7 separate regions of the Mus musculus genome follow, and all the other regions are linked to region 1. A link is a loop called in an ENCODE intact Hi-C map of the cell type or tissue named here. Cell type or tissue: left cerebral cortex. All regions are shown on one strand.

What was found. Peaks named below come from ENCODE experiments on the same cell type or tissue, not always from the same donor. Only the 100,000 strongest peaks of a DNase experiment are listed, where the experiment ranks them.
Region 2: it touches region 1 in a loop (2.7-fold over the local background); 3 of 42 quality-filtered maps call a loop at or near these places.
Region 3: a loop joins it to region 1, with 8 times the contacts of the local background. A loop is called at or near these places in 2 of 42 quality-filtered maps.
Region 4: a loop joins it to region 1, with 5 times the contacts of the local background. A loop is called at or near these places in 2 of 42 quality-filtered maps.
Region 5: it touches region 1 in a loop (13-fold over the local background); 2 of 42 quality-filtered maps call a loop at or near these places.
Region 6: a loop joins it to region 1, with 3.0 times the contacts of the local background. A loop is called at or near these places in 3 of 42 quality-filtered maps.
Region 7: a loop joins it to region 1, with 4 times the contacts of the local background. A loop is called at or near these places in 2 of 42 quality-filtered maps.

The regions. Positions count from the first base shown.
Region 1 is chr9:23,949,635-23,953,634 of GRCm38, reverse strand. No RefSeq gene overlaps it. Among named protein-coding and RNA genes, the nearest start is that of Npsr1, 150 kb to the left of the region's middle. In left cerebral cortex, no CTCF peak of the experiment used is centred here; DNase peaks (open chromatin) are centred at 887 and 1,950; H3K27ac peaks cover 3,019 bases.
Region 2 is chr9:24,501,009-24,505,008 of GRCm38, reverse strand. Dpy19l1 (dpy-19-like 1 (C. elegans)) reads left to right here and starts at 1,869. Exons shown (of 23, transcript NM_001359948.1): 1 at 1,869-2,170. The coding sequence starts at 1,879. It overlaps LOC115487153 (a long non-coding RNA gene), which reads left to right and starts at 2,476. Exons shown (of 2, transcript XR_003948106.1): 1 at 2,476-4,000. In left cerebral cortex, CTCF peaks have their summits at 377, 1,755 and 3,146; DNase peaks (open chromatin) are centred at 975, 1,713, 2,299 and 3,246; H3K4me3 peaks cover 2,960 bases; H3K27ac peaks cover 1,748 bases.
Region 3 is chr9:24,210,135-24,214,134 of GRCm38, reverse strand. All of the region lies in intron 3 of Npsr1 (neuropeptide S receptor 1), which reads right to left. Among named protein-coding and RNA genes, the nearest start is that of Npsr1, 110 kb to the right of the region's middle. In left cerebral cortex, no CTCF peak of the experiment used is centred here; a DNase peak (open chromatin) is centred at 2,298; H3K27ac peaks cover 1,812 bases.
Region 4 is chr9:24,278,788-24,282,787 of GRCm38, reverse strand. All of the region lies in intron 4 of Npsr1 (neuropeptide S receptor 1), which reads right to left. Among named protein-coding and RNA genes, the nearest start is that of Npsr1, 180 kb to the right of the region's middle. In left cerebral cortex, a CTCF peak has its summit at 1,653 (motif pointing right); a DNase peak (open chromatin) is centred at 468; H3K27ac peaks cover 458 bases.
Region 5 is chr9:23,578,887-23,582,886 of GRCm38, reverse strand. Gm39311 (a long non-coding RNA gene) reads right to left here and starts at 1,613. Exons shown (of 3, transcript XR_870585.3): 1 at 1,550-1,613. In left cerebral cortex, a CTCF peak has its summit at 1,671 (motif pointing left); DNase peaks (open chromatin) are centred at 1,535, 2,446 and 2,644; H3K27ac peaks cover 2,617 bases.
Region 6 is chr9:24,515,380-24,519,379 of GRCm38, reverse strand. No RefSeq gene overlaps it. Among named protein-coding and RNA genes, the nearest start is that of Dpy19l1, 14 kb to the right of the region's middle. In left cerebral cortex, a CTCF peak has its summit at 2,324 (motif pointing right); DNase peaks (open chromatin) are centred at 2,394 and 3,411; H3K27ac peaks cover 999 bases.
Region 7 is chr9:24,184,636-24,188,635 of GRCm38, reverse strand. The region is part of intron 3 of Npsr1 (neuropeptide S receptor 1); the gene reads right to left. Among named protein-coding and RNA genes, the nearest start is that of Npsr1, 89 kb to the right of the region's middle. In left cerebral cortex, no CTCF peak of the experiment used is centred here; a DNase peak (open chromatin) is centred at 2,115.

The sequences.
Region 1 (4,000 bases):
TTGCTCTTCTTTGTGCCCAGCTGTCCTTGGCATAATAATCAATTCCTTAGGAATCTGGTGAACTAGACTTATGGTATTGTGTATCTATGTCTTTCTTAAAAAATACATAAATGGAATCATAGCATATGCACTTTCAATTTTATTTCACTCAGCTATAGCTTTCACAGTCATCATTGTAGTTTTATAGGTCAGTAACACAGCATTCATCAACTTGAGTGTGTTAAACTGTCTTTATCTTCCTTGTATGAAGCTGAGTAGCCCATTATGAATTGCATATGTTCAATTTGTTAATATGTATTTATTGGTTCACTTATTTAAATGTGCCATTGTGGGATTAAACACAGAGTCTCTTCCATGCTCTGCTATCATCCTCAGCTCCTTTAAAGAATCTTGTAATAGGGCTGACTATGTTCCTCAGGCTCGCCTTGAGCATGCAATGTTCCTGTCTCAGCCTCCCAACTGACTTGGCTTAAAGACATGTTCAGTTTGTTGAGGGTTCATTGTCAGTCTTCTGGAAGTGTTATGAGGATGTAAACAATGACCCTTTAGAAGAAACTTATTTAAGGATGGCATCTGCCAAGGTAGAACAAATAGAGCTTCTTCTAGACTATATAAAGAAGACAAAGCCCACATACACTAACCTGCCTCTAAGGGTCTGCAGAAGCTTGGACTCAGTTAGACCAGAAGGGTATGGTATTGCAAACAGGTGACTTACAGATAGAAGATAGAAGACACCTATGATGGAGCCTTAGCAAGTCCCATGCTTTATGTTGAGACACTTAACACTTTAGCACTGAGACCAGAGAAAAAGCGGGTCCATCTGTTCTCATCACTTCTAGACAAGACTGTTGTTGAAATCTTCCTACAATAAAATCTCTAGGAATCAGAGCCTTCACAGATGGATAGCTAAAAGCAGTCAACAAAACCCTTATGCCAGCTCCACACAAGACACTCCAGAAGACTGGCAATGAAGCCCTAACACACTGAATGCCAGGCATCGCTGTACATGTCTTTAAGTCAAGTCAGTTGGGTGGCTGAGGCAAGAACATTGCAAGCTCAAGGCCAACCTGAGAACATTGTCAGCCCTATTACAAAATTCTTAAAAGAGCTGGAGACAATTGTGAAACATACTTCAGAAATTCTTGCTTTTCTTTAAGCATGATCTTTTAAGAGTTGATTTATTTTCTTTTCTACAATGGCCACAGCAATAGTTTCTAAACCACATGCTTTTCTATAATAGGAACTTGTTATTTTACCTATGAGGTGGCATCCAATTTATTTTTTCCTTTTTGCTGTTTAAAATTATTTCGTTTATTTTTACTTAATATATGCAATGTTGAGTATCATCTTCAAATAAAATTTATTTTTAAGCCGGGCAGTGGTGGCGCATGCCTTTAATCCCAGCACTTGGGAGGCAGAGACAGGCAGATTTCTGAGTTCGAGGCCAGCCTGGTCTACAGAGTGAGTTCCAGGACAGCCAAGGCTATACAGAGAAACCCTGTCTCAAAAAATTATTTTTATTGTTTTTTTAGCCACTTTTTCTCCCCAGCCCCTTGGCTCTGGAATTCTTCTACCCACTCCCATTAACTTATGTCTTGGGTATCCTATTGCCTTCCTTCATTTCTCTAGCACAAAAGATAACAAGGATGAAGAGAGAAAGGCACCATTCATTATACACTGCCATGGGGATATGACTAGTACAGATATTATGGAAACAAGGATAAAATTCTCAGAATTTAAACATATGATCTGGGGGAAAAGGCTTGCTGGATAAATTGCTTGATGCACAAGCATGAGGCTATCTCGCACCAAGTACAGGGTGGGCATAGCTATGTGTTTCTGTCATTCACAGCACTAGGAGGATCTTAGTGTCTCACTGGCCAGCTGGTCTAACCAATCAGTAAACTCCAACTTCATTGAAAGAGATTACCTCAAAATAGCTAGCTAGCTAGCTTGATGATAGATAGATAGAGGCAGAGGGAGATAGAAAAGAAAACTCCATCCATTTACATCTTACTTCCAGAGGTGAACGTGCACTGAAAAGCACATGCATATCCATATATTTTCACACATCCATAAAACATACTCACACATCCTACATACTTCTCTAAAATTGAAAATAGAACTATTACACAACTTAGCTCTATCATTCCTATGCATATAATCAAAGGATTCTCTATCCTACCATGTATATTTAGTTATACAACTACTGTTGGTTTCTGCATTATTTATAACAGCAAGGAAATAAAGCTAACCCATATGTCCATCAAGAAATAAATGGATACCGAGAACAGAAAAATGTATGTGTATACTTTTGGGGTATATTATTCTTGTGGTTGTTTAAAAACACTCCAGCCTTACCTGGCTGTGATGCCTGTGCACAACAACAATGGCTAGCATGATGAGATATTCCTAAGAATGCAATAATGCTACACATATCTTGACAGTAGCCAACAGCTTTCGAATTGTACTAATAGGGATGCTCAAAAGGAAGGAAATTATGCCTAGTGTGAGGCCATACATCTTAGATGAGAGCCTACTAGTATTGCTATATTAAATCATCATAATTCCTAACTACCATCCAAATACATATCCTTATGCCCACAGATAAATTTAGCTCCTATGCCCTTACGAAAACTCTTCTCTTGACAATGGAAGGATCCTATTACAGAAAACCACAACTGGTAAAAATGCAGATAACAGCTGATTACAGAGTGTCCATCCCCATTAATTACAACCCTTGCACCTAAGGCTCAGGAAACATCATAGAAGTGGGGGTGTTAAGATTGTATGGAGCAGAAGCTCAGAATGTGCGCTACAAGATTGTGTTTCCTAAAAATGACAGGAATGCTTCAGTTATGATACATATGGAAGGGGGGTTATGTCATGGGGCCCCACCCTTAGGTAAAGAACTACAAGAAGTTAAGGAGTGCTGAAAAGAGAAGTAGTTGTCTCCCAGTATGAGCTCTTAACTGGTTGTACAATACTAAGTGGTCAGCTCTGAAATTCTCTCTCTCTCTCTCTCTCTTTCTCTCTCTCTCTCTTTCTCTTTCTCTCTCTCTCTCACACACACACACACACATACACACACACACGTGTATATATATATACACACACATATACATATATACATATATATGCAACACTAAATATGCCTGTGAAGTTGTACTCATGTACTCATGCAAAATAATCTCTCAACAATATTTAAAAAGATCTTAAATTTGAGAAAGGATGAAGGTGTTGGCAAGTTGGAGGAAAGTGAAAGAAACAGTATAGCTATATTTACCCACATAAACAATATAACTTAATTTAACAATATAAACAATTTACATTTTAACCAACAATTGCAATTCATTTGCAACAATTGAAAACAAAGGTATAAAAATAAAGGACACCAATTTATCACAGAATGGAGAAATAGAAGACTTTTGTTTCTTTTTCTTCTGATCCAGGCAACTTATCAGGTTCTGTTTGGTCAGTTATGAGAGATTCCTAAAGATAAAATGTGGTGAAACTGGAAGACATCACACTTCTGTGAAATGGAAATGATACTGAGAGTAAAACTCTAGTTTTAGTTCTGATTTAAACTTGTTTGGATCTGAGCATGTGGGCTCATCCTGCAGCTCAAAACATTAACTTAAAAATGTGCTTGTTGTGTGCACACGATCACCTTTATGTACTGTGATGTTCACTCTGGGACATGGAGCTGTTCTTATGGAAATTTGGGATTTCTTTTGGATGTCTCGGAATAATTTAGAAATGGACTCAGGAGGAAGCTTACTAACAACATTATCACGTCAAATGAACAAACAAACAAACAAACAGGACAGGATAGATAACATGAGAATCTTGGTGACTGGAGGTGTAGGGGATGGAGAAGAGGAGAGAATGTTGTGTCTTTTGCAATGCAGTTCAGCAACCAGCCAAGTAGTAGGTGGGGGAGAGTACTTTAAGAAGAAAGACATAAAGAGGCCTCCATGATGATCCAGGTTCTTTCATA
Region 2 (4,000 bases), 550 kb before region 1:
TCCTGTACTCATCCATTCATTTACTGAACAAGAAAATCATCTAACAGAATTGTACCAATTAATCAGTCGCCCCTCCCCCACCACAAGTTTTCCCCCACAGAGCCCAGAAAGCACTAGGAAACTTTTTTCTTTTTGTACACACTTTTAATTTTTCTCATACAGTATATTTTGATCATTTTTCCTCTCCCTAATTTTTCCCAGAACCTCCCTATCATTCAACTTCTTACCTCCCAAATCTTTTTAAAATACCACTCAAAAGCACAAAAATGAAACCTGGAACAAGCAAAAGATCAGTACAACAACAACAAAAATGTCAAAGTAAAACAAAAACTCCACAAACAACATAACCACAGAGTTCGTTTTTTTGTGTGTTAGCCAACTACTGGTGGGCCCAAGGACTGCCCTGGATTGTGGGTGATATAACCAGTGACACTCCATGGAAAAACTGATTGGGAAGCATGCCCCACATCTCAGGGACAAGCAATCCAATACTGTAGCTCCGTGTGTCTTCTAATTAATAAGTATGCTAGTGATGAAATTACTGTTATTGTCTTTGGCAGACACTGAAGTAAATTTCTTTTAATCTGGTAGGTTATAAATTTAGTATCAACCCTAGAAATAACACTCTATCAACCTGATACCTTATTTCACAATATAAGCCCCTGTATGACACTGTCAATCATTTTTTTAAATAGAGGTGTCTTAAACAGTTGTTCCTTGTTTTCAATACATAACTTAATAATCAAACTCAGGAAACTTACAAAGTGTAATATAGCGGTGAGTCCTTTAACAAAATCCATTCTTTGTGCCTGAGTTAATGAATGCTCATATTAATAAAGTCGTGAGCAATAGAAGCCAGAGCCTCCTGAAACCCCTGTAATTACTGTGGAGAAAAGTGAAACGATGTGCCTTGATTTCCAGCATCCAGACTTTTTGGAACAAGCTCATTTGGACAGGAGCCAAGAAATAAGTCTCGCTGCTGCAATTCTCCAAGGCTTTGTGCAAATAGCAATGGGCTGGAGGCAAGGAAGGTTAACTTGGAACATATTCTTTTTTTTTTTTTTTCTTTTTTCTTTCCCTGGGCTTCTTCATTAACTCCTACATCCTGCTATGAGAAAATTCGTTTTCAAGTGTCACATCTTTTAGCCGGTTTCCATACTTTCAGTATACATGAGGTAAAAGTAACACGTGGATAACCTTCCCTGACAGGCCCTTTTCATTTATGACTTGAGTTTGGGTTCCTACCCAGGCCTTCAGATTACATCCTCGCTCCGACCTACCGGACACTTATTTGAATACTCGGTCCACTCCCTGCTTCTCATCCTTGAACCAGAAACCTGGCTGTTCTGAGTGGCGAGGTCACACTTTTACCCCGTTAGTTTCTTGCACAAGCCTAATGCACAGAAACCCCGGAGTGTACCCACGGCGCCGTTCCGTGGCCACTAGGTTCCCGCCCCGCGCCACGCCGCCTCACAGCCAGATCCCCGGTTCCCGAGGGCGCACTGCCGCTTCCGGGAGGTCGTCCACGCTACTCCCCTGGCCGCCGGTCCCGCCCCGCTGGTAGCCCGCGCGTGCGCGCTTGGCCGCTGGAGCGCGCCCGGGCGCGCGCGCCGGAGGGGCGGGGCCGCGCCGCTCGCAGTTTGTCCCCGCCTCCGCCCCGCGGCGTTCCGTTGTCGCCCTGGCAACCCGAGAGCGGCAACGGCGGAGGCGCGGGAGTCCGGCGCCGCCTCTCGGCCGCCACGCGGTAGGCAGCGGCCACACGGCCCGCGCTGTCCCCGCCTCCCGGCCCGCCCTCGCCGGCCAGAGTGAGCGACCGCCAGTCCGCGGATCCCGGCCGCCGTCCGGGCGCGCGCAGCTAGCGGGCGCGACTATGCCAAGATGGTCCTGCAGGCGCGGAGCAAGCACCGGGACGCGGCTCCCAGGCCGCCCCGGTCGGCCCGCTCGTCGCCGCCGCCACTGAGCGGGGCATCCGAGGTGGACGCCGGGGAGCTGGGGTCGGAGCGCACGCCGCCGTCGCCGGGGCGCAGGGGCGCGGCGGGCAGGAAGGGACCCCGCGCAGGGACCGCCGCGCCCGCCCCGGACGGCCTCGCGGGCCGCCTGGCGGCCGGGCTGCACTGGGCGCTGGGCCTGCGGCGCGGGCGCGGCCGGACCTGGAGCACGCTGCTGCTAGGTGAGCCAGTTAGCAGCCCTCTCTGACTTTTCCCGGGACGCTCCTGCCTCCTCCCTACTCCTCCCCGCTCCTTCCGGGGCTCAGCTCCACACATCCTCTGCCCCGCGGTCCGCCCGGGCTTTTAAAAACATGGCCCCGAGATCAACAGCTGCTCGGCTGGCCGCGGGCGGGCTGGTCCGCGCCGAGGAGACTGGATTCTGCCTGCATCCACAGTCCACTCTTTACCCCTGGCCCAGCCGCTACTTCGGAGGATGGTTTGCTTGGTGATGCGAGCGATTCCTGGAGCTCGAAATACCCAGGTTTCCTGACTTAGAAAGTTGCCAAACTTATAATTAAATTTTAGCGTGCTTTTTCCCTTCTTGGCCGCAAACACTGAGGGTGGCACTTCGTGGTTCTGTCACTTTTCAGGCTGCGTCGTGTTTTGGATGCCCAAGCTTTAACCTTGCCTGCTGGCATCTCTTTACCTTCTTCCATGCACCAAATGGATGGGATGTAACTTGTGCCTAGAAGAAATAAAGTTGAGGCATTTACGTGTGGACTATCTTCTGGGTTCGTTTTCTGTGACTTTGTCGGATAAGGCAAGTTTATAGAAGTTGGATTAATAGGCCTAATTTTAACAAGCCCTTCATAAGGATTCTGTGATATTTTTGCCACGATGGGATTTAGTTGTTGAATTATGTAGTGATATTTTCTTACTATCTTTTCCCTGTTGCTTAATGACCTCTAAGAGTTTGGGGTGCTTGAAGTTTGGGGTTTAGACAGACAATACAGCAAAATCAGCCTTCCTGTGGGGCCAGCCTCTTCTGCAGCTGTATAGTTATTGAAAGCCAGTCATGGCTGTGTGTTTGTGGGTTCAAGAAGGCTGGCATCGTTACTAGGATTTTTTTTTTTTAAATACTTGGGTCAAGATTTGGCAAATTCATTATTTTCATCATTCCCTCCTTCAGCAGCTAGCTTGAGAACATGGCAAGTGTACAGGTTAAATCCACCTTGGGGAGGCAGCGTGGTACAGTGGCTGAGGTTGAAGGCACTCAGCACTGGTGCAGAGTGCTTGATTTTGGTTTAAGTCTCACTTTGAGGGCCTTCCTTCTGTGTTATATGGAGTTATCCCATGCCCTGCTTACCCAGGGATGTCCTGAAGAGCAATACCAACTCCTTGGGTGATGCATGTTTGTACCCAAAGCATTTTACAGCATCAGTTCCTATGTAAAAGCAAATGCATAATCCTGATTTCTGATCCCACGGCAGAAGAAAGCTCCAGCGTTTGTGAACGGCTAGTACAAACAGCAACTGTAGTAGAGTAAGGGATGACACTGTTTATTTTAGGGAGAGACAATAATAGATTTTAAAGGGTCCTGTTCTTTTCATGTTTTGTGGTACAGTTCCTTTGGGTTTGCTTATACTGGATGGCTTATATTTGGGTTTACTAATGCCCTTGCAGAAATACTGTTTTGTTCAATGCAGGTGGGCAGCATTTCTCTTGACTTGCTCTTTTTGACTTTGTGAGTGGAAGTACAGTGAATGTGGCAGGCCGTAGTCTTAGGTGTACCCTGGATAGAGGTCACCAAGGGTGGGAGTTAGGAGGAACACCACAGTCTCTGTCTTCTCGCTTGGCCATCTGCTGTGAGACCACACAGCACCTGGAGAGAATGAAGGCTCTGCTGAAGGATCAGGATCTGGTGTCCTTGGGTCAGTTCTGGCCCTGTACTCTCAAGGCCGGTATCCATAGTGATTTCTTTTGTACCACCATGTTGTGGAAGCTCAGAAAGCCACTGACCCTGCAGAGGGTCAGCAATTTCCATGTTTTTGTAGGCTGTGTAACTAACTACA
Region 3 (4,000 bases), 260 kb before region 1:
TAGCACTCCAAATTGCCACTCATCACCCTCTCACTAGATCATTGGTGTCACAGAAGCGTGGCACTACTGGTGCATGGACGAAGAAATATGGACATTATTCTCAAAGATGTGTGGTTTGTAAAACCGAGGGGGTAAATGTGGACCCTGTTCTCAAAGTTGTATGATTTTGTTTCAACTTCTCATCAAGTTTCCAGATGGAATGGTTTACCTGTGGCAGGGGGACATCAGACACTACCCACTTAACAAACTGTATTCTCTGCACCTTTAGTTTTCATTGTTGCTTTTGTTCTGTGGTTTTGGTTGAGTGTGTGGTGTGAACATGTTTATGTGTTGTTTCTTTTTACTGCAGTCTCAGTGGAGTATTTTTTTCCATTTTGTTTCCCATCTCAAATGCTCTTTTTTCTCTTTGATACTGTCTGTCTGTCAACTCCATTTATTTTTTTCCGAGACAGGGTGTCTACGTATAGCCCTCCCTGGCTGTCCTGGAACTCACTCTGCAGACCAGGCTGGCCTTGAACTCAGAAATCTCCCTGTCTCTGCCTCCCAAGTGCTGGGATTAAAGGCATGCGCCACCACTGCCTGGCTCAACTCCATTTTTGATTGTTTAGTTGCCTTATTTCCAACATTTTTGTTTTTTCCCTTTTCAGAGTCTCGGTTTCCTTGCTAAGTTATTCCTTCAGTTTGGGTCTTTCCTTTGCATTGTCAAGCTTTACATCCTCTTGGCTGGTTATGACGTCATCTTAATTTTCATCCTTCATTCCTCTTCTCTAGCCCTCTACATATGCATCATTCCTTTGAAAAGTAGAATTCTAGATTCTTTTTGATTCATTTCAGCTAGTTTGTCCTCTTTGCTTTTTTCCTGGTTTGAAGAGATTTGAGACCTTGTGGAGCTGCCATGGTAGCCTTCTCTCTGTTTCCATGTTATTCACGGCAGTCTGATAAGGGTTGGAATGGATGTATACTCTGGTGTTTTCATTTCCTTATTCTCATGACTTTATTTTTTGTGAATTTTCATGGAAACTTATCTCTATTGAAGGTGGGCACTGATAGAAACAATGACTAAACAACAGGTCTGCCCTGTAGCATTCAGCAAAATACTTTTGTACTTCTATTATAGCCCCTGATATGATTCAAGAAAGGAGGGCCAGGAAACTGCTCAAAAATATAATTTATAGACTTTTAGAGCTTCTAAAACTATTTTATGAAAAATATTAAATTATTACAAATATTTAAAAAGTTTGAAACTAAGAGTAAGTAGGGAAAAAGAGTAAAGTAGAAACAGGATAAAGCATACTCCTTAGCAATATGATAAATAGCAGACAAAGTAGAGAGTAAGTGCAAAAAGGAACAGATAGTAGTCACCAAGGCATCTCAAGGCAAGGCATTGGCTGTATCAGGACAACTAAACATTGGAAATACAAAGGTGTAAAGAGGAGGCGTGGGAAGACTGTAAGAGACAGTGGTTATGGATAACATCAAATAAACCATGATTTACAAGCAGGGCAGATGCATGTATATTAACTCCAAGTGATTTTGGCAGCTTGCATTGAATTTGGGTTACTCCATCCAGACAAAATCTCAACAAAGAGAAGTAGAGGAGGACACTAAAACCACTACTGGCTAAGGAGTTACTAGCATTAGATAGCTTCTGGGGGTTCAGTTTTTCTTTCTTTCTTTCTTTCTTTCTTTCTTTCTTTCTTTCTTTCTTTCTTTCTATCCATCCATCCATCTATCCATCTATCTATCTATCCATCTATCTATTTATCTATTTCTATTTTTTAATTATGTGACCCATGGTAGGTTAACTACATTCCAGGGCACCTCCAATCCCAAGACCATCTGGGCAACACAAACTGGACTAGTTAGGAACAGAAGGAGAAGAATAATCTCAAAGTTGGAAAGGATGGATGGTTGAGAGTTTGGAAAGGGGAGGAGTAGAGAGGAGTGAATGTGATAAATATACATTGTAAGAAATTCTCAAAGAATTCATAAAATACATTTTAGAGCAAAGAGAATATAAGAAAATGAAGTCAAATTCATAACATCTATCAGCATTTCTTCCTAGCTGGGAGGGATGTGGTTTGCCCTGCTCCCCACATTATATTTCATATAGCTGTGTGAGCAAGTAGGAAGATGGCTATTCATCAACAACACAAATAACTTAGACAGGATGCCCCTCCTACTGAGAAAAATGTTTGTGTCAGATGTATCTTTTGGTAGGTGCTTCCCTATTCTGAACAAGGGATGCCTCTCTTAGTATTTTGCGCCCACTTGCCAGCTGCAGCTTTCTCTTCTCTGTCCTGAATAGTCATGCTTCCAGGCTGCTTCCCTCAATGTTCCTGGTTCTGTGGAGGTGGGTTGTGGGAGGGCTGTGTTTACCTTTGCTGTGGGGTGTTCTCTTTTAACTCAGATCCAGGCTCCTTTTTTTTTTTTTTTGCCTGTGTTTTAATAGTCTGTCTGAAAACAGTTCTATTTACCTATGAGACTGCCTTATAGCTCCTGTCTTATACAGCCATGCTATTGCTTGCCTGTATGGTACTGTGTTCCACAGTCTTCAAGCTTCACAGTGATAGCAGGGAGGTTATACTATTCACTTCAGTGAAACTCAGCTTTGTCACTGAAGCTCATCATGTCACATTTCAACCAGAATAGAATCTCTGCAGCCAATGGCGTTGCACTTCTGATCTGGCCACATTTCACCTAGCACATGTGGCACCCCTGGAGCTAGCCATATTTCAAGCAGCCTACTCTTTCTGCCACTCGCTGAAGGTTGTTTCTCCACATTTTCAAGCCCATCATTCCTGTGTGTTTGCTAGTGATCTTCCTCTCTTCTGTCTTCGGCGGGATAGAGCCTGTTCTTGTTCTGGTTCTTGTTCTTGTTCTTTTTGTTCCTTCTCCTTTTTCCTCTTCCTCTTTCTCCTTGTTATTCCACTTTAAAGGGAGAGGATGGTGGTATGGAGAAGTCAGTATTCAATTATATGCCTCTTAAAGGAGAGTTAGTTTAGATTAAAAATACAAAAATAGGTGTGAAGTCAAAGGGCAATGTTTTAGTTAGGCTTTCCATAGCAGTGACAAAACACGATGACCAAAAGTAACCTGTAGAAGAAATGGTTTATTTTAGCTTACAGGATAGTGATGTATATCACAGCTAGTAACTCAAAAAGGACAGGAACTTGGAGGCAGGAACTGATGTAGAGGCCATGAATGAATGTTATTTACTTGATTGCTCCTCACAGCTTGAACAACTTGCTTTCTTACTGCAGCCAGGACCAGCTCAGGGGTGACACTACCCACAACTGGCCGGACCATCCACATCAGTCACTAGTTTAGAATGTTTCCTAGAGGTCTGTCTACAGGCTCATCTTATGGAGGCATTTTATCAATAGAATCCCTCTCCCCAAAAGACTCTAATTTGTGTTGAGTGGACATTAAACTAGACAGAAGAGACAGAAAAAAATAATTGCATAGATAATGGTTAAAAGACATATGGCACTAATATCAGATAAAATAGACTTTAAGCTGGGTGTGATGGTGCACGCCTTTAATCCCAGCACTTGGGAGGCAGAGGCAGGTGAGTTTCAGAGTTCAAAGCCAGCCTGGTCTACAGAGTGAGTTCCAGGACAGCCAGGTCTACACAGAGAAACCCTGTCTTGAAAAAAACAAACAAAAAAAGGACTTTAATACAAATATCATAAGAATTAATTGTGGATATTCTATAATAGTAAAATGTTCACTCATAAAGAAGCTATAATAATAAAATGGTCATTCATAAAGAAGCTATAATAAGTATGTACCTAAGAAATTAAGGAGCAGAGCTCCAAAATATAAAAAGTAGATTAAAAGGATTAAGTGCAAAAATATTTCTATAGTGACAACTGCAAACTTCATTTTCTACCTCCAGAAATGTGCATGTCAGTAGCACAGATATCGTCATAAAATCTACAACCACAAGCAATACTATTCTGATCAACTGGAATAGCAGACATCTATGTCACAGCCC
Region 4 (4,000 bases), 330 kb before region 1:
ATTTATGTTCTAACACAGCTTTGCCCTTTTGAGAATGTGACATAGTTGAAGTCATGTGGTATTTAGCTGACCAGATTGACTCCTTTCGTGTAGCCGTGTGATTTACTATTTATTTCTTCATGTGCATCAACAGCTTATTTTCTTATATATTAGAGAAAAAATACTCATTGTCATATTCCACGGACTTGCCATGCTTTGTGAATCCATTGAACTGCTGATGGGTATCTTGGTTGGCAAAAGGTTTTGATGATTACTAGAGCAACGAAAACCACCTTTATGCAGGTTTTTGTGTGGATTTAAGTTGTCTGCTCAACTGCACAAATGTCTATGATCGTAAATTGCCCAACTGTGTAGAGAAATTATGCATAACTTTGTAAGAACCTGTCAAATTGGTTTTCAAAGAAGCGGTATCATTTTTAGTTCTGTCTCCAGTGAGCCCAAGGTTTTATTAATATGCCAGTGTTGGGCATTGCCAGTGTTTCTTATTCTTTTCTGTAAGCTGTCTGTTGTGTAATATGTGAGTACTGGGACCTTCATGTTCTAACTTGGGATTCACTAATGAGATGCGTGTTTGCCATCTTTAGTGATGCACCTACCCTTTCCTATTTTTAAGAGGGTTGCTTTTATTCTGTTGTCTTTTAAACTTTCCAGTTATCCCATAATGGTTTTATGATATTACATTTATGCTTGTGATTCATACTGAGTATTTTTAAAGGTACAATATCGGTGTTTAGGTTTTAGTACTTTATTTTTAGTGCATGCATCAATATTTTACAGAACACCTTAGTGGTAACTGCAAGTACTGTGACCAATTCTTTTCTATGTAGAGAGTGAAGACATTTAAACAATTTTCAATAAATAGAATTTGTGTTGTAATTAACAAATTTCAATCCTCGTGTAAACATTTTTATTCAATATTCTATATGTGAGTATTATTTATGGCTAGACAGCTTATGATATCAACTACTACACACTCAAATTTGTGAATCGATTTCTTACTGGGTGGGCATCTTGAATGTCTTGACCATCCCATCATATCGACTGCTCACACTACCAGTGGGGCTCTTTCTTTCTCCTCTCTCTGGAACCCCACAGCCTTCCCAAAACTATGGCTGCTCATGTTGCCTGGAACCACATTCTCTTCTTCCCTCTGGAATCCCAACCATGCCCCCTTCCCAGGATCTCCTTACTCACTTGCTGCTTGACCTCATCCTTTTTGCAGTACTCACACTGTTCTCTTCCCAGGCAGAGCCCTCACTCTCACCTCCCTTGGACACATTAATGCCACCATCCCAGGCCATATCTCAAGCTACTCCCTGCAAGACTTTATCTGTTGCTTTGAAAATTGAGCCCCACTGTCCTTCTTGTGGGAACTTCAGTCCCTTCCTCTTAGAAATAGCACACCCTCCCTGCCTTCTGGTCTTTGATGGCCACCATCCCAGGGCCCTCTTAAAGTGCCTTTTTTTCTTAACAGGTAGGGTATATTGTCTATCTTGCCCCTGGCACTCCATCATCACCACCTGAGGACCTGGATGAGCCCCTGCTCACTGCATAGGCAAAATTCTCATTTCTGTATGGCATTTCAATAAGAGAGTTATTTATTTTTATTTTATGGGCACAGGTATTTTGCCTACATGTATGTCTGTGTACCATGTGCATGCAATGCCTGCAGAGGCCAGAAGAGGGGATGATACATTCTGGGACTGCAGTTACAAACAGTTGTTAACTGCCATGTGGGTATTGGGAATCAAACCTAGGTCCCCGAGAAGAACAGTGTATGGTCTTGAGTGCAGAGCCACCATTTTAGCCTCTCATTCTGGCATCCTAGCCTACCATTTGACAAGCTGTATGGAATACCCACTTTCCCCATAGGAAATCATTGCATCTACTCCCTTGAAAGCAACTTACTCCTCTATATCAGGATATGTGTTGATTACCTGTTCATCCCTAAAGATAGAGGTCACCTCCCATGCCCACTCGTAACCAAACCACTGAGTTTCAGGAACCTTGTGGAGCCTTTGCCAGCTCCCCCAGTCAGAAGCCATTTTCCCAGTATCTGTGCCTGCCAGCCCCATGACTAAGCACTGCCTGGAGCAGTTGCTGCTCAGGTCAGAGCCACACCTCTCTAACCCTGCAGTTCATGCTCCACTCTACTGACCCAGACAAAGTACCTGCAGAGCAGGTCAGTCCTTGTGACTTTCCCTAAGCTGAACTGAAATTGCCTCAGCTACCTGAGTCACAAATCAACACTAACTGGCCACAGGAATGAGGTTGAAATATATGCTAGCTATTTCAAACCCAGCAAAGTCAGCGTAATAATCACAACAAAAAAATTCAGATTAAATTATCCATTTAATACAGGTGATCCAGAACTTATATCACTTTGTTTGAAGAGCAAGAAACTGGACAGGAAAGTTTTTTCATGCTATCTTTTATAGTGTTGAAAGATACTATAGGGTAGATAAGGAAAGAAAACACATGAGTGGTTGTACCCAGGATTGGATCCTAAACAATACTGACTGGTGCAATAGTGGCACAAGATTTATGAAGATAATTAGTTACTTTCTTATGGGAATTGATGCCTGATTCACAGAAGGGGATTCATGCCTAGCACTGTAATCTTGGTCTAAGATTAACTGCAATTCCAATTAAAACCCCTATGTCATTACTCACAGAAATAGAAAAATCTATCCTAAAATTCATATTTGTATGTAACTACAAAAGATACCATATGCCAGAACAATCCTGCAGAAAAAGAACAATACCGGAATCTGCCATTCCAAACATTAAGATATATGTGCTGAGTTGTTTTGTAAAGTGTAAGTACTGAACTCTTTTTGTGTCCTTGAAATAAATTCCACTTCTTTTTTTTTTTCTGCACTCAACTTTATTTTTTTTCTTTTTTATTAGATTTTTTTTATTTACATTTCAAATGTTATCCCCTTTCTTAGTTTTCCCTCTGAAAATCCCCTATCCCCTCCCACCCTCCCCCTGTTCCCCAACCCACCCACTCCCATTGCTGGTTCTGGCCTTCCCCTATACTGGAGCTTAGAACCTTCACAGGACCAAGGGCCTCTCCTCCCATTGATGACCTACTAGGCCATCATCCTCTGCTACAAATATAGCTAGAGCCACAAGTTCCACCATGTGTTTTTTTTGATTGGTGGTATAGTTTCAAGGAGCTCTGGGGGTACTGGTTAGTTCATATTGATGTTCCTCCTATAGGGCTTCAGTCCCCTTCAGCTACCTGGGTTTTTCTCTGGCTCCTTCATTGGAGACCTTGTGCTCCATCCAATGGATGACTGTGATCTTTCACTTCTGCATTTGCAAGGCACTGGCAGAGCCTCCCAGGAGACAGCTATATCAGGCAGGCTCTTCTTGGCATCTTCCTAGTGACTGGGTTTGGTGGTTGTTTATAGGGTGGATCCCCAAGTGGAGCAGTCTCTGGATGGTCTTTCCTTCAGGTTTTGCTCTGAACTTTGTTTCTTCAACTCCTTCCATGGGTATTTTGTTCGCCATTCTAAGAAGGAATGAAGTATCCACACTTCGGTCTTCCTTCTTGAGTTTCATGTGTTTTGCAAATTGTATCTTGGGTATTCTATGTTTCTGGGCTAATATCCACTTCTCAGTGAGTGCATATCATGTGTGTTCTTTTGTGATTGGGTTACCTCACTCAGGATGATATCCTCCAGGTCCATCCATTTGCCTAAGGATTTCATAAATTCATTGTTTTTAGTAGCTGAGTAGTACTCCATTGTGTAAATGTACCACATTTTCTGTATCCATCCTTCTGTTGAGGGACATCTGGATTCTTTCCAGCTTCTGGCTATTATAAATAAGGCTGCTATGAACATAGTGGAGCATGTGTCCTTATTATCAGTTGAAAAATATTCTGGGTATATGCCCAGGAGAGGTATTGCTGGATCTTCTGTTAGTACTATGTCCAATTTTCTGAGGAACTACCAAACTGACTTCCAGAGTGGTTGTACAAGTTTGCAAT
Region 5 (4,000 bases), 370 kb after region 1:
CCACCGAAATTAAAGGTATGCATGTTTGAGTAATTCTTTTCCATGGGGCTAGTCATCAGCTTATATGTTAATTTTCATCTCTACACAAAGACTCATGAGCCCTGTCTTTGAAAATAATGAATGTAGGCCCATTTTCCTCCTCATACAGTGTATCTGGAGTATAGGTTTAGTCCCACATGACCAAGCCCTTACTACATAATAGTGAGAAGAATAACAACAATGATAGACTACACAAGGTAAACATTTTCTTTCTTCAACAAGGACCATGTGTTTAAGAGATGCAACCAACAATCAGACAGAACTCTTTGCCTGAAGTTAATTGCTTAATTTTATATGAAACATATCCCGTTTTCTTTGACATCTCTGGTATGAGCTAGAAGTTAGTTTAGGATAATCAGTTTCAAAATAAATAGCAAACCATAATTTGTTCTCCTGGTTGAGCCCCAATTTCCTGCTCAAGACTTGCAGTTATTTCCAGTCATTTGCAAAAGACAAAACCTTGCTGCTTTGATAACCACGCTGGACTGCACGTGAATGAGCATGATGCTGAGTCCAAAGCACTTTCTGATAGATTGATAGGTCCAATTTTTTTTATGCTGCCAGTAAAATAATAACTTGGAAGAGAGCAACGAGAAAATAAATCAAAACTATAAGCTGTAAAAATAAGCTGGATCATATCTAAGAGTGTGTCTGATTTGTCTGATAATCTTTCAAGAAGTGTATCAAAATGCCACTGGGGTGTTTCTGATTTTTCCCGGACTCACTGTGAACTGTAAGAGATGGAAAAGTACCCCAAACACCAAGAAACAAAAAGTATAATTCACATACCGTCAATTGATGCCAATTGAAAGTACAAAGTTCCCTTCCAAATTGTTCTACCAATTTTCCATACTCCTTAGCTTGTCTAGGTAAAAACGGCTGCTTTGTGCCAAGAATTTAAATTGTAGTGAGACTTTTGAATGCTTATTTTGGTTAAAAGGCTACAGCTTTAATCTTGTTCAGAGAAGCTGCAACAAGAAATAGGAAGAAGGCGATCATAGCAATAGAAAACTGAATAAAGAAGACCCCTGCTACTTCCAAAAGAGCCGGTGTGAGTTTACACAACTGTCCTTGGAGGAGTTATGTTGCAAAAATCAAATGTAAATACTCCTGCTGTTGGGGGCATGGGGTGAAGCAGAGTACATTCATAGCTGCTTTGAATTGTGACTTTTATAATCCTGTAAAGTCATATTTATCCCTGACATCTCTGGAAGATTCATTACACACTCCACAAAAGTTACCAGGAAATGTATTTGATTCCAAGCCTGTCACACTCATCCACAGTCTTCCCTGATATATGCGAGACCAAGCCAAAGCCTCTCTGCAGAGCTTTGGAGACCATTCACCATCTGCCACTATTTTTCTAGTCTTATCTTTCTTGGCTTCCCTCTACGGCTATTACATAAACCCTCTCTACACTTTATGTAATGAGATTGTAGTTTCCTAATCAAGTAATGCTAATTCCCATGTGAATATGCTCTCCAATGTGGCTCTTTCTGCTTGAAAATACCTTCTCCCCTGCAGTCACTGTGCCGGAACAAGGCTGAATTCTCCAACACCCTGGCAGTTTCTCCCAACAGACTTTGTCAAGATTCCCTTTGCACAGTTCAGTTAAGTGGAACTATCGCCCTCTACTGGCCTGGGTCCAACACTGCACGTGTAATTAAGCTTACAAAACGAAGCTCTCCCTGGTGATTGTTTGGACCCTAGACTTGTTGGAGGTTGGCTGGGGATTTAGATCTGTGGGGAGTCAGAATGCACCTCCCTAGAGCTGAATGAAGCTGCCTCTCAAGCCAAAAAGAAAATGAAGCTGTCAGGCAAAGACTTTCATCATAGTCCAGCAGGCTTAAAGAGCCAGAATGGAAAGGAGAATTCATTAAAATGTCATTCATTAATAGGAAATTCCAAATGATTCAAGAGGCCAAAGGCACAATCTTTAGCATCTCTGCTGTCACACCTCATAGCATTAACTGTAAGCACAGGTAGGTCCTGGGGCTTCAGCAAATATCTGGGGTCAGACTGTAGATTCTAGTGAAGCTACCCATTAAGCCGCTATAATTTTATCCAAAGCTATATTTTTAACACATGACTCAACGTGTGTATTGATTCTCTTTCCATGTTGGTTCCCTGAACCAGGACACTCCCAGTGGTCACAATGACTGTCTTGATATTCATCTGGTTAGAACCCCAAAGGTCCTCAGGTTCTGACTCTTTCAAAATGGTGTCAAATTCTGTATGTCACTGTAATACTGAAACTCCAAAAATTTCATTTCCTTAATAATGTTACATGACCATCTTTCATCTTCTGAAGTATGGGGATAACTCTACTGGAACTAGGCCCGACTGGCCAAGTCTCATATTAAAACTGCAGAGGAAATGTAAGTCCCCAGAATACAAGCATGACAGGGATGGGAGCCAAGACCCTCTGCTCACTCCTGGCGCTGTCTCAATTCCCTGAGAAACGAGAACAGGCGCTGTTTCAACATTATGATGTAATCTGCCCATCAGTAAAGGCAATTATTTGTGGCAGCTCAATATTCTGTGTCCCTCACAGTGCAGGAAATGTCCATGTGAACAGCTTACAGGCTGCTGTGGGCAACCCTAGAGGAAGGAGTAACAGTTCTCTGATGAATTGCAGTGTTTCACTACAGAAGGGAATTTTGGCTTCGTTTTAGCAGCTTTCCCCGAGTGTTGATGTCTTGAATTTGTCAGTGATATAATCTTTGCCTGAATATAAACTCTCATAACTGTCCCTGTGTTTCTATAGACTCATAACTGGAATAGAGTTCACTTTGAGTATTAAAAATTAGATTAGAATAATAGCTTTCAAAATCATTTTAATTGTACTACTATTTGTCCAATTATTTGTTTGAAAAGTATTGCCAGTAAACAAAATGATCAAGGCAACTTAGGGGTGTGGCATAGAAACCGAATTTAGGAAAGAATTCAGCAAAATTCATTGTAATAGTCTTAAATTTAAACATTACTGCCCATCACAAATGCGACCTTTTAAAAAACTCAGACATAATAGAAAAATAGTTAAAGACATATCCAGGTGTACTGATCACCGAAGATAAAAGGCCAACTGTGGGAACTAGCTGTCTACCTGGGAAGTAAAATCATAGAAGGCCACCTTTCATCTGATAGCCTGGGAGATTCATCCTCTCTCTGTTGAAGGACAGTTTTGAAATGTTGCAGATATAAGTCCCTTATCCTGCTCTATTTTTAGATGACATTTGCACTTAAGACATTCAAATTATAGTACATGTACAGCAAACACCAAATCCTGTCACCAGGATGTTCACATTGCACACTGCCTCTTCCTTACTAACTCATGGGTGTAGACTTTGTTTTTCTCCTTCAGAGGGCATGCCTCTATGTCCTTCAAAACCATACACTGAGTAGGCCAATAGCTGTTCTCTCTTCCCATCCCCTTATGCCAAAGGACAGACTGGATGCCCTTAATCTAATACTCTGAGGAACAACGGTATGACTCTGCATCTATATTGCAGGGGGGAAAATAATCAAGAAATGCAGTGCTTAATTCATCTTTCGATTTTGTATGTTCGACCACTGTTATCTTTCCATATCATTTGGAGCAGATCTTTTCACATCATTCTGAATTGATCTCTCACTCACCTCCAACTTGGCATGACAGGAGCGAAGTGACATTGATCCTAGTAGCTGACATTTTTCCTGCATTTGTTAACAACAGTATGGGATTCAACATTGGTAGAAACAGATGTACGATGGATAAATAAACATTCAGAACCGACTTCTCACCCTGGTTCCTTTAAACTTGGTGTATTAGTAATTGGATCCTACTTTCATAGCTATTGTTGTGCTAATGCTTTCTTTTTGTTGGCTTATTTAACACGAATGAAATATAAGTAGGAAAGGCATATATTTTGCATTTCTATGTGATTATTAGAAAAACGGAACTTATAGTTGTGACTTTAAG
Region 6 (4,000 bases), 570 kb before region 1:
CTCCATATATATATATATATCCACAAGCACACACTGCAAAGATACTTGTAAATTCAGACCCACATGTGAGACTCTGCCACTAACAGCAATATTCAAATGTGCAGAATGGAAATTGTGTTGTTTTGATCATTATCCTATTTAGCATATATAAAGTGCCATGAGTTGCAGACCCTGTTTCCTTGGAAATTGCTGTTTCTAGGAAATAGCAATTATGTTGCAGAGGATACCATTCCAAACTGCAGCAAGTGAAATGCACATGATCCCTGCCCTCATTACGTTTCTGGTCCAGCAAGCCTATTTAAAGCACAATAAAAAAAATGTGGAGAGATGCATACATAGTCATGAGGTCTATGAAGGTGAAATCAACTAAGGCCAGGAGACTGAGTAAGAGAAGGGTCTGTGTGAGACTTAGACCTCCTGAGGTGGCGTGTTAGATGGAGAGATCTGACTGAAACGAAAGGTCGTGGGGAGCATTAGAGAGGTCTAGGAAGGTTTCCCAGTCTATAAAAATGGCTAACACGTGTGCCAGAATACTGGGCATATTTACAGTGTGGCTGGGTGAGCTGGCAGAGCTGAGAGGGGAAGACGCGTTGTAACGGCATATCCCTGTAGCTGGCTTCTAATTTTCCCATGTACATTTATCTCTCTGGGTAGCCTCAAATTCTTTATAGAGTCATCCCTTGTGCTTCCTTTATTTAGCCTCACTGCTTCTGACCTTGACACTGCACTGGGCATGGAGCAGATTCTGAACAAAGTCGTGATGGGTGAAGATGTTAGAGTAGCGCAGTAGAAGAAGCAGCTGCAGGCCAGTAAGTCCATAACAGGAGAGCCACGATTTCCCAGAGTACTTCATATTTGTCCTGGTTTGCTTTCTGTCATGGTGATACACATCCAAACCAAAAGCAACTTCCAGGCCCATCATCTGTGGAAACCAGGGCAGGAGCTTGAGGCAGGAATGTGGAGGCAGGAACTGAAGCAGAGACTACAGGGACCTGCTTACTGGCTTGCTCTCCATGACCTGCTCGGCTTGCTTTCTTTTAGCTGCCCAGGGGAGTCACTGCCCATGATGGGCTGGACTTCCACATCCACTTTTAATAAAGAAAATGTCCCCATAAACATGCCCATGTGCCAAACTGACAGAGATAATTCCTTGATGGAGGTTCCCTCTTTGCAGATGTTTCTAGATTCTGTTAAGTTGTCAAAAACCAACCAATCATATATTACTCTTAGGTCTAATAGAGAGTTCTGCTAAGGGCAATGCCCTCAGTTGACCATGGTGGCACTCAGCATCAACTACCCAGGGTTGATCCAGTGCCCATTCAGGGCTAATGCTCCACTGTGACACTCAGGCCACAAAGTATCCCATGTCCTCAAGGTGCCCAGGCCCCTTAGAGACACTAGTAGTTCTTTAAGGAGACTATTAGGAAGGTGTTTTTCCTACAAAGTGTTCTGTAGGACCATGGCTTTCCACTTGGGCAAAGATGTTATTACTCCACTGTGGGCTTCTGACATGACACAGGGACAGTGGAGACTCACCCGGCACTGAGTCACTTTGTCCTCAGAGGATTTCCACATACCACTCTAGAAGCTCGGATACTTTCTTGTATGAACAAAATCATAGATAGGAGTTAAGCAAAATCAACTAGGCTTTTGAAATGGTTTGCTTCTGCCCTAGGACTTTACAGAGCCTTAAGCATCCTAAAATGGCAATATTCCTTTGTAAAATGCTTACAGAATGCATAGTGGATTGGTGTCCTTGATGACTTAGCAAAATGTACTCTACACACATCTCTGTTAGCTTCACGACTGTATATTGCCTAATTAGCTGCAATTGAATTTTTTTAGACAATAAGCAAAATTATAACCTAGGTTTGCCATATGGGAAGCTTTCCCTACTCCCAAACATTTCTCCTGTTTTCCTTATCCTGTATCTCTTTTCCTCTCCACTCCTCTCCTCTCCTCTCCTCTCCTCTCCTCTCCTCTCCTCTCATCTCCTTATCACCTTCCCCATTTCCTAATCCCTCCTCACTTATTCTCTATATTATACAAGAACATCTTGAATAAAATAAACTCAGAAAGCAAATAGAAACTTAGCAGTGATCATTTTTAACTGGCTATAGAGCTCTTGGAAGGAAAAACTATGAAAAAATGATATCTTAAAGACATAAATAACACATAATTATTGACTTAAGTGCTCTGTGAATGCCAAATGAAGATATATTATATGTGTCTATGAATTTATCTCTGAAAATATATTACACATATCTCTGAATGAATGTGCTCACTAGGCATTGAGCACAGTGCTGCTGTGATGCGCTGCAGTACACTAGGGGGAGCCATTCATCGGGATTCTGTGTAACCATCCTCTGGAGTACAAACTTAGAATGCTGCAGTAGATACAGCCAAGGAAGCAGATGACAACTGAGGATCTTAACAGGGCATGGTTAACTCAGGAAAGACGCTAGACCAGCACGCACCCAGAACACACATTTTTCCTGTAAGTAACAGAGTAGGCAGGTGGGATGACTCCCATCTACCTCTACAGCACTGTCTGTACTCAGTTCCGAACAGACTACCAAGTTATGAGAGAAGAGGCAGCAAGAAAATCAAGGCAGGCGGTCGGCTCGGTGCCACCTCTCAAAGAAGACAGAGCCACCTGCGCACAGCAAGATTCCAGGAAAAGCCAGAGTGCCCTGGAGCCTGTTCCTAGAGACCAGCAGTCACTGGGTGTGTTCGTGCTGTAGGATCCTGGTGGGAAGGAGCTGCCCCTGGATGCCAACAGGAAGGAAGAAATCCAGGCTGGCAGAAGGCTTGTGTAATGCTTTAACCTCCATTGCTTCCAAAGGCTCAGAAGTCATCTGGCTAATTCTGCAGTGAGTGGATGAATTGATTCTAGCCAAGCAGCTGAAAAATCCCCGAGTGATCCTGGAAGTCACTTTCTTGTAGCCAACAGCACAGAGAATGACTCTCGAGTTTAAACAGCAAGAATGTATTAACTTACACTGCTTTGGGAGTTGGCGCATTCAGCCAGGAGGTTTTCATCCTTTGCTGATGACAGTCTCTAGGGCTAGGCTTCTCTTGGGAACTTTTCCATTTGTAATGCCCAGAGCCTGGGCTGGGAAGAAGTACACATCTGAGGCTGGTATCCTGAGGATGGCTGGTACCTCTCGCTGCCACAGTGGGGTCTCTCCTTCTGCACCTCCTGGCATGGTGACCAACTGGATCCAAAAGTGCTTGTCTCAGGTGGAATTGCCAGTTTCTTTTGTGATTAGCTGCTCTGGGACCAGGAGGCTGGTCACCGTGTTATTTCCAGCACTCATTCCTGGGGGCAGAGAGAAGTATTGCCTGGGATCCTGGAAGCAAGCCCAAACCCCTCAGAATCAAAGGATATGTAGGTTGTTTGGAGAGTCCAGCGGGCCTAAGTTTCTCATCGGTTAAGTGCAGCTGATAACTTGCAATGGAGTTCCGTGGAGCATGGGGGCATAGCTGGGCTGATGAGGCAGATGGAGTCACCTGGTGAACACTGGCATTCTGCCCAAACAGAATATGGAGGAAGACTAACTTGCAGCTGGCACTATATGCCTTACTGCTTTGAGCCTGAAAGTCACAGTTTCTCATTCACAGGGCACTACAGAACAGATAACCACCCAAACAGTAAAAAAGAGTATTTTCCCCCCTTTAGAGTAGCATTAAAGTCATTTTGAATGAGACAGGAATATTGCCAGTCAGTAGTTTTGCTTTTGATCCAAATCAAGTGCTTAGACCTGTCACTCAATCTCCGTCCAGCAGGCTCAGTCAAGAGCGGTAGTGAGTTAGTTGCCATTGGCGTAGTTACCAGAAACCATTCCATTTGTGTAAGATGGATAAACATCTTGTTTTATACTCTTTTCAGTAGTCATACAGTTACGTTCATCAACTCTTGGTTTAGAAACATTAAAAAGACAGCTGTATGAGCCCACCCACTCAGGAAAACATCAGGTGCTCAAGTACAGGAGTGTTT
Region 7 (4,000 bases), 240 kb before region 1:
ACAAAACCTGGGTGTCAGAGAATATGTGCAAATCAGCATTGGGAAACAGAGACAAATACGTCACTAGAGTTTTCTTTGGTCAGACAGCCTAACTGAGCCAATGAGCTTCAGGTTCAGTAGGAGACTCTGTCTCAAAAAATAAGGGGGAGAGCAATCAAGGGAGACCCTTGAGGTTGATCTCTGACATTCACAGGCAAAGACATGTTCATGCATGCATGTATATAAACACACACACACATGAGCACACACACATGGCCAGGGTTAAGACATTGGAAGCATTTTTTTTCTCTTCTTAGTTTCAGTGCTTGGCATAGAATTGAAATAAAGTATTTTGGAGATGCATGTAGAAAGTACTTTGTTCAGATCTGATGGTGGAACTGGTGAAGAACTTCTTTTGCATTCATGTGTTAAGGGTGGCAAACCCTTAGACTTTCTTCCTGTAAGATGCTAATCTCTCAAACCTTCTTCCCTGCTGCTGTGGCATTCAGAGATAGTTCTGCTCTAACCCACTTCCATGTCTCCCGCATTTACTCTTGCTTCTCTTCCCAGAACACTCTTCCATTCCTGTGTCCTCCCAAAGGGCTTCCATCATCCACTATCCTTTCCACAGACCTTTTCTATGGCCTTCTGAGTGCTTCTCAGACTTATGTTTCCAGCAATTGGTTGGATTTTCTGTATTATAAATGTCACCTCTAGGTCATTGTTTCCTTCTGTTGTTTGCTGCTCCAGCTGTCCATCACCCTTCCCCTTCCCACACTATCACCTTTTAATGACATCATTCTGCTGAAGCACAAACCATCTAACTACCTTTCCTGTTATAGTCTATCCCTAAAACTGGGAACTGACAGATGCATCCTGGGAAAAGCAAACTCAGCCCCTACTCCTTACAACCTATGCTCCTCTGTACTGCCTGGCTCTGTATCGGAAGTCATAGGATAGTTGCAATGAAGCTTGTATACCCATTCTAGAAACTTTGAAGAGTCAGAAAGCTCATTTTTCTTGGAAAGTAAAAGCTCTTTATGGCAGGGCCTTTGTTATACTATACATAGTGGCCATTTCTCCTAATGCAGCTCCTCTCTGTGTCCAAGGACAGCTTTCTCCCTTCAGTACCCTGACAGCTAACAGAGAATCCTCTTCTCTTTTTCTTTTATTTATGACATGTTTCTATATATGTCACCTTATATCTTTAGATGACACAAAAGTATTCCCTTAAGATATTTTCCCTAGCACATGCTTGCGTGTGTGTGTGTGTGTGTGTGTGTGTGTGTGTGTGTGTGTGTGTTTGTATCCTCAGAGATGTGCTTTTCTCTTCTGCCTTCCAGATTTGACTTTCTCTCTCTCTCTCTCTCTCTCTCTCTCTCTCTCTCTCTCTCTCTCTCTCTCTCTCTCTCTCTCTCTCTCTTGGTATGAAGTTTGTTTCTAAAGTTCTTATGTTTATATATATTGTCTTCATTGCTTTTCTCAGAAAAAAAAATCCAGATTTGGTTTTATATTTGATGATCAGTAGGTGATATGGCAATGACTTCCTCTCCTTCCTGTGTTTACTCTTTCCCAAGATACAGCTGGATACAGATCAGAGTGGGTAATGCCAAGGAACACCTAAGTTTGTTATGGGTCTTTATTATCCAGGCTCAGTCTTTTTTCTTCTCAAGTGCTTGATTCTTTAGGATGGTGAATTAGTATAGACACACACACACACACACACACACACACATACACAGAGCAAACACGCATATACCATGTACAGTTCCTAGCACAGAACTTACAGTGTTTAAACGAATTCTCTATGTGCACATCTGTCTGTGTCTTCCTGAGAATGAGCACAAAGTATTGTGCCCCATATCTGCCCCTGTGTCCTGACCGTTTTTCTCCAATGGGATTCAAATCCCTTTCTTGAAAGTAGAAAGTCTGTACTTTGCTGTACTTTTTTTCATAGCCTGGCAGTGTCTGAGGAGTAGTTCTTCTGTCTGCTGGATCATATATCGGAGGATTCCAATCTCTGTCTTCCTTTGTCTGGCTGTCTGTGTTTTGAAAATTGAATTTAGGTATGGCATAGAGGGCTCGTGGGCTTGGCGTTGCTTAATGCAGCTCCATCTGCTTCATAATTAGTGCCAGTTTCTCTGTGAGTCTGACATCAGATTGTCTGTCACTGTGGTTTGCCATAGTAATGAGAATTTCATTTTTTTTCCTCACATTTTGAAAGTGAGAAAATGGGACAGGTTGCAATCAGGGCTGTTAGCCAGGCATGAGCTTGGGCTGGAAGTCCAGCAACATTTTGCATTCGAGAGTGAAAACTGTCTGCCTGTGATTTAGGGATACACTCTGGCAACACTATTCGAATACACTTAAAATGCTCATTCTAAGGAAAGAATATGGAATATATATTTATTTAGGAAGTTGCTAGGTGTTTCAAAATCCCTTTCTTACTTCCCGTAATATTTCTGAAACTCCGTACTGGTGTTGGCGATAGAATGTCACTGTCATGGAGGAAGAGCATGCTGTGGACGTTTTCTTAGGAGGGATCTTTACTAGGCTGCTTGCTGTTTTACTAAGGCTCTGAACAATCTGGTGTGCTAACCCTCTGCCTTCTAACATATAAGATAGGAAAGCACTCGGTGACAAGTTACTTCAGCCATTAGCGTTTGATCAAAAAGAGAAGAAGATCTCCTTCCATTTCTCCTTTTTGAGGTGTAGCACACACATATGTGTGTGCATACATGCATGTCCTCTGAGAATGTTGAACATCACTCCGGCCTCTCTGACAGCAACCAGATTACCATTCTGTCATTAGCTTGTAAACACTTTCCACGAGCAGCTAATAGGTACTAATTGCTCATATTTATGACACAGTACTTTGGTTTGTCTTGTGTCAGTGTAACAAAATACCAGAGTCTGTGTAGTTTGCAAAGAAAAGTATCTTGTTTTTATCTCAAATTTGTAGAGGTAGGATTATGTTACCTCATTGGGCTAAGGCCTCACTCTATGCCACAACATGGAAGAATGACGTTGCACAGTGAGGACACATGTGACAGGTGTAAGAGGATGAGTCACATGACAACGGAAGAGAGAGTCTAGGGAAAGGCCAGGATTGATCTTTACAACAACCCTACTTCCAAAAGCCCTAAGTCATCTGATGAGGCAAATATTATTCATTTCATGAAGGTTGTCATCATTGCATCATCTATGATACCATGTATCTTAAGAGTTACATTACCTGCTAATGCCATTACACTGCAGACTAAGCGTCTAGCCAACAAACCTTAAGGGAACATAGTATTGTGAACACAAAACACAAACTCCCTTAATGGGGATAACGTAAAATTTATTCTGGACCCAAATAAAAAGGATAATGGCCTGGAAACACAAATTGGAGTCATTCCAAATACTATGACCCAGTGTGGATTCAGTTTCATGAAGTTTTTATAATAACAGACCAGAGAAAAACACAAGTCAAGGCACTTTTAAATATGTTCATGGAAACATTGAGTACATGGTACAGCAGCACAGAGAAACTGCTATTTGATGGTGATCTTAGGCTCTTCGTTGGTGGAGGCTAGGGTTTTGTTAACTTACTGCAAATATTTTTGCCTGTTGGTTGCAGAATGTTAGGAATTCACAGAGGTGGACAAGGAATGCCTGCTTCAGGGCTAAAGAGACACTAAGATAAGTCAAAATCAGGCTGTGGACCTGCAACGTTTCCACATACTCACAATCATTGAAGTCCTAATCAGTCAACGGGCCACAGAGACTGTTCAGTTGAAGACACAGCTTTTTTTTCCACAGGATCAGAGCCCCAGAACCCAGTTACACACATCATGAGCAAGTCCCATCTCCATTCTTCTCTACTCCCCGTGACTCTGAGCACCTTCTCATCTCACAGGCTGGACTGTTAAGAATGGCCTCTGAGGTCCTTCTACCTTTTGTTCACCTCACAACTCTGTCCTTGCATCTACTAGATGTTTCATGTGTATAACTTGAGTTTACATTCATACGTATGACA